Linked DNA regions of Homo sapiens: region 2 is linked to region 1. Evidence: read pairs that join two places in POLR2A ChIA-PET (ENCODE). Cell type or tissue: GM12878. All regions are shown on one strand. Links, peaks and the distances in the headings refer to the core of each region. The heading gives the core; the rest is flanking DNA.

Region 1 (2,921 bases), core at 275-2,774:
TTTCAATTGAGCGCGGTTCTAAGTCGCGTGATGAAATCTCCCACCGTCCTGCTCTGTCCAGCCCTGCACGTGCACGTGGATCATCCTTCTGTGCAGCGGATCCATGCTGTGGACACACACTCTCCTGAGTTACTGAACAGACTACTCGGTTATCAGATTGGAAAAACATAATGTATCTAGGGTTCCATAGGATCCATGGTTTCAGGCATCCACCGAGGGTTTTGGAACCTATCCCTCATGGATAAAGGGAGACGACTGTAACTTTGAAAGTTCCCATTTGAAAATGTTTTTTGGGTTTTTTGCTCAATTATTCCATGACAATAAATGCATTCTCATAGCTATAATCAAACTAAAGAGAATTTAATTATCACCCTCAAGAAAACTACAGTTTCCTGCTCCCCAAAACACAATATTAAATACCCATATTATCACTTTTCAAGATTGCACAGGTAATTTCTAATAGGTCCCACACCCACATCTCAAGGTCAATTTAGCCTGCATGAAAGAAAACAACTGAATGAAAATAGAACACAAGATTCTTCATATGCAAAAATGACTGTGTAAAAACTATATAGGCCAGGCACGGTAGCTCACACCTATAATCCCAGCACTTTGGGAGGCTGAGGCGGGTGGATCACTTGAGGCCAGGAGTTTGAGACCAGCCTGGCCAGCATGGGGAAACCCCGTCTCTACTAAAAATACAAAAATTGGCTGGGGTGGTGGCAGGCGCCCGTAATCCCAGCTACTACAGTCTCAGGCTGAGGCATGAGAATCACTTGAACCCAGGAGGTGGAGGCTGCAGTGAGCCAAGATTGCTCCACTGCACTCCAGCTTGGGCGACAGAGCGAGACTGTCGCACAAAAAAACAAAAAACAACAAAAAACAAAAAACAACAACAAAAAAAACCCCTACATATCCAGAACTAAAGAGTGAAAACTGACAAGTATGCAGGTAATTGCCCTTAAGGAAAAAGGTGTGTGGATATATTTTAGTGGGCTGGTCTAAATATTTTCTAAATATCGTAAGACATATGAAACAGGGTGGCTAGGAGCTGCTATTTCAGCTTTTTAAAAGCAATTGTGATGGAGCAAAAATTTTGCCTGTAGACAATAATTAACCTTTCTCCAAAAGCATCACATATATATCATTCTATATACCAAATGCCACAGCCACAGGAAGTCAGTTGCCCACAGCCTTATAAATCAGTTTACTTGCTTCCTCATTTTCTGTTATGGACTTTCCTAGCCAAACTCTGTCATGGCAGTTCACTTCAAAATTAAAAATAAAGTTGATTTAATGGAGCCTGGATGAATCCCATCTGAAAGCCATTAAAACATACACACCCACTTCCACACAAACCAGAGAATCAGTAGAATTCAAAGACTTATTGAATCCTGAAACTGTAAAGGATCCGAGTGACAAATAATTCACATGTCCTATTAATCACAGGAGGTAGACGGGTTCTGTGATTCCAGCACTGACACGGAGGCAGTCAGGAGCACTGCTAGGACTAGAATCCCGTTGTCCTTGCCCCAGTCCAGGCTCTGCCCACTCTCCCATGCTTCAGGTCTGGCTCTGAAGTTCGTGATTCCCCGTTCATAGTCTTCAAGTACATCAGTGAGTCACGTTTCCGTTTCCTCTCACTGTTCCAAATGCTGGGCTTTGGTAGCACAGAGTTCATTCATTCACAATCATGCTAATTCACTCATACAGAGAGAGAGTGCTGACGCACTTAGGAATTATGACTTAACATGCAATTCTCAAATCAGTGAGGCCAACGGCTAACTAAACTTAAAAATAAAAGGAAATCTAGCCCTTAGCACTCAAAATACTTCCTTTCAACCTACTGTAAAACAACAAACTCACTTTCATTAGGAGATGAAAAGTGAGTCATTTCTTTCTTCCAGTAGACGGTCTCCCCAGGCACAAACTCATGCACATTATATTTCATGGGACCTTTTAAATATTTACTTGTTAGCAGTATTCTTCCTTTCGGGTCAAAGATTATAGTATTTAGCAACACAAAGAAAGCTGAGGGATAGAGTTATGAATTAGTAAACTGCTTTGCCAAGCCTTCCATTTGTTAATTCAGTCCAACTTCAAAGAGGATTTTAAAGAGAGGTTCAGCTGTCAGAAATTAACTCTAAGAAAACTGCTGAATCAAAAAGTGACTTGGGCAGTTTTTCCCAAACTGGTGTTAAGGAAAAACTGTTCAGTTGTAGGTATAGGAGCAAAAAGTATCTTCCTATGCAAATAAGCTTAGGGCAAACAAAGTTTTTAAAAGGTTTTTTGTCTTGTTCACTACAGGACTTTCCCAGCCTTTGACATGCTAATGTTGCTGTAAATTTCCAGGGATGTGGTGGGGGTCAGTTTATTTTGATCACATTAATTATGTGGTTGGGGGATGTGGATAAAATAGGAGAAATGCACTACACTGATTCAGCAGCTTCTAAGCAACAGAGAAAGGGTTTGGCTAAAGTACTAGTATTTTTGGTATTCAGTAGCAAAGAACAGTTAGACTCTCATTCACAACTATTTCAGGACAAGGTGGGAGTATCTATTCAGTCATTTGGGAGAATGAAGCTACGTAGAACTCAATCCTTGAGAGCTTAATTTACTGCCAATAGGACTGCCAATTTCGCGGGGCTTCTGCAACTCCTCCCCGGCTCTAAGCAAAAACAGCCCCTGTACCTGTTCTTGGGGACTGACGTGACATCGTTGAGTGTTTTCCCTCAACTCTTTGATCTTCATGCACTTGTCTATTTCAATGTTTTTTGACCATGGCTGTACATCAGAATCACCTAGGGAGCTTTTCACTCCACAGATGTATGGGCCCATTGCCAAATCTACAAAATACAATACGATCCCCAATAAGCAGCACCGAGAGCTGAAAACCACTCTTCTGCTTCCTAGGAAGAGCT
Region 2 (2,921 bases), core at 216-2,715, 61 kb after region 1:
CCAGGTCTAACTAGGTGACATGTATTTCTAAGCATTTAAGTTCCTCTTAAAAAGCCTTAGTCTTGGCCAGGCACGGTGGCTCAAGCCTGTAATCTCAGCACTTTGGGAGGCCGAGGAGGGTGGATCACGAGGTCAAGGGATCAAGACCATCCTGGCCAACAAGGTGAAACCCCGTCTCTACTAAAAATACAAAAACTAGCCAGGCGTAGTGGCATGTGCCTGTAATCCCAGATATGCGGGAGGCTGAGGCAGGAGAATCACTTGAACCCAGGAGGCGGAGATTGCAGTGAGCTGAGATGCCAAGATCGCACCACCACACTCCAGCCTGGCAACAGAGCAAGACTCCGTCTCAAAAAAAAAAGCCTTAGTCTTTAACCTTTCACAAAGTATTGTTATGATTGGCAACTTATTTTGTGAAATGCCACAATCAAGTATGAAACTGTTGCCTCAGGCAGGGCAGAAATAAACTGTGCCTTGAATAAATGTTTAAAGCTGAGATTCTCCATACCAGCATTCCATAGCTCAGAGATATTTCACATCACCACGCAGTATACATATGATATATGCATATATATGTACACAGAAACCCATATTCAAAACACAAATACATATGAAATGTTTCACGAAACATGTCTTACCCTTACTGTATGATACGCTCCAATATTTTATATTCTATTTCTTTGTTTACATTGCTCATTGTCCCTAATTTGATTTCACCAACCCAGTGATGCAGTAGCAACCACAGTTTGGAAAATACAGCTCCCTCTATGCAAATACCAATTCATAGTTCTTCATAAAATTTACTCCTGCCAATGAGGATCAGTGTGACACCCTGTGCAGATGGGACTAAAAAGACACTCCAAAGAGGTGACTGATTTGTAAATGAGTCTGTTTTTGAAACATGAAATAGGCAGCAGAGAATCCAGAGCAGACGAGCACTAACTGCATATCTAAGAGTAAATTAGTCATTTATCATTAAACTGAAAGTACTCTGTTGCAGACTTTTTTTGGACAGGAAAATGGAAATTTAAACAAGACTTTATTTTTTCTTAATATGCTTGCAAAAAAAATTAACTGATACTATCAAGTGTTGAAAAGGATGTGGGAAAATGTGTATGCTGTTATTAGGACTGCAATTTTGTACAGCCTTTTTGGAGAGTGATTCGAGAGCATCATTAAATTTTGAACATGCATATCCTTTGACCCAGCAATTCTTCTAGTTTGTGCTATGTTCTTGTACATGCAAACCAATAGATGTGTAAAGACACTGGCCATTGATAAGAAAATACTTAAGGTACAATCATATTTTTTAAATTATTTTAATTTTTTTAAAGAAATACTAAGAACAGCAGGTATTTCCATATCATTCTTTTTTTTTATGTGACAAATTCAATTTCTTTTCAGTACACATATCATTGTTTCTCAATGAGATGCTATTAGTATTCTGGGCCAACGATTCCTCCATAAAATGCTCCCACATATTTTGTTTTTTAAATCCCCAGGTAAGGGTGGTACCAGCCTTGACTGAAAAACAAAACAAAACAAAACAAAAAAAACACTATTCCATGTATACTGAGGAGAAAAGAATTTTTAAAAGCTGTTACGAGGTGGGGAAAAGCCAGTTGCAGAACAATACATACAGTATGATTCTAATTATGTGAAAAGAAACCACCCACGCTCTAAGGGGTGTGCACATGAATGATATGAGTCAGAGGATGTGTGAAAAGAGGTTGACAGTGTCTGCTCTATAAGCTTTGATTTTTAAGAATTTATTTCCATACTGGTGGATAATTTGATTAGGTTACAATATTTTATTTGGGGAAACTAAAATCCATAACATATTCACCCACTGAAAGTGGCTATTTGAAGCACTGGGAGTTGGCAGAGCTCTAAAACAAGGAGGGAAAGAAACTAAGAGGAATTAACATGTTCTAATGACATCCTTGACTCATAAAGTCCCTTTTCCTTCCTCACTAAAGTGACAAGTTCTGTAATACACTAATTGAGTTTCATAAAAATACAATTAAAAATATGGAAATTAAACAATAACACTACCTCTGTTTTATGTCCTGTCACCCTCTTCCCGCAGGACTTGTAGAAATGTTTCCTTTAACCTCCATATCCAGCTTGTGTTTCATGCTTCCTTTCACTATAGTTACCAACCGCTCTCCCGCTTGACCCAGCAGATTAGAAGCTCTTTGAGGTCAGAGGATATTTCTTATCATTCCCATCCACTGATCTCTTGCTGTCCATTCTCCCTAGAAAAGTAGCTGCTTCATAAGAAGCTGTGGAATGATGTTTTAAAAATCCGTGAAATAGACACCTAACTTGGCATGACTTTTAACTAGTTTACAACACTAAGATGAGTCAGAGAAAAATGGATCACATTCAACAGCAATAGTTGAAAACAAAATTACAATTGTCCTTTACTTGCTAATACAATGAGTATTAAGTTTATTTTCATAACTTTGAAACTAAAAAAAAATTTCAGCAAAGCCACATGAAGTACTACCACTTTGATGGGAGCAATTATTTCAAAAGGATTATATCCAAATAAAATCAACAAAATAATAAAAGCATAACATGGCATATACTGTTGTGCCAATCCAGTACCCATTGCCCTCTCTTTTTGTATTAATACAACACCAATTACTCTCTAGGGCAGCCGTGTGCCCTGATAAAAACACAAGACCCCCACCAAGGCAGCTGGAAGTTGACATACACAGTTCCGATGTGATGAAAGCAGAAGTCACCAGAAAGAGCTTACCTCCCCCAAAAAACCTCAGTCAGAGAAAGCCCTCCCTCTTTCCTCTTCTTTCTGCCTTCAATGGGTCCTGGACATGCCGCAGGCAACTCGTGACTCTGAGGAGAAACCCATGTGACAAAGACACAAACTGTGGATCTAAAATGCTTAAGCACCG

What was found. ChIA-PET counts read pairs that join two places held together with the same protein. Peaks named below come from ENCODE experiments on the same cell type or tissue, not always from the same donor. Only the 100,000 strongest peaks of a DNase experiment are listed, where the experiment ranks them.
Region 2: POLR2A ChIA-PET joins it to region 1 with 12 read pairs; 6 of 35 experiments call an interaction of 5 or more read pairs at or near these places.

What each region holds. Positions count from the first base shown.
Region 1 is chr6:138,591,743-138,594,663 of GRCh38, forward strand. It overlaps a transcript of NHSL1 not described here. Among named protein-coding and RNA genes, the nearest start is that of NHSL1, 94 kb to the left of the region's middle. RefSeq lists enhancers at 1-484, 1,470-1,764, 1,793-1,862. In GM12878, for the core only: no CTCF peak of the experiment used is centred there; DNase peaks (open chromatin) are centred at 1,189 and 1,689; H3K4me3 peaks cover 354 bases; H3K27ac peaks cover 2,001 bases.
Region 2 is chr6:138,653,210-138,656,130 of GRCh38, forward strand. It overlaps a transcript of NHSL1 not described here. Among named protein-coding and RNA genes, the nearest start is that of NHSL1-AS1, 37 kb to the right of the region's middle. In GM12878, for the core only: no CTCF peak of the experiment used is centred there; a DNase peak (open chromatin) is centred at 1,672.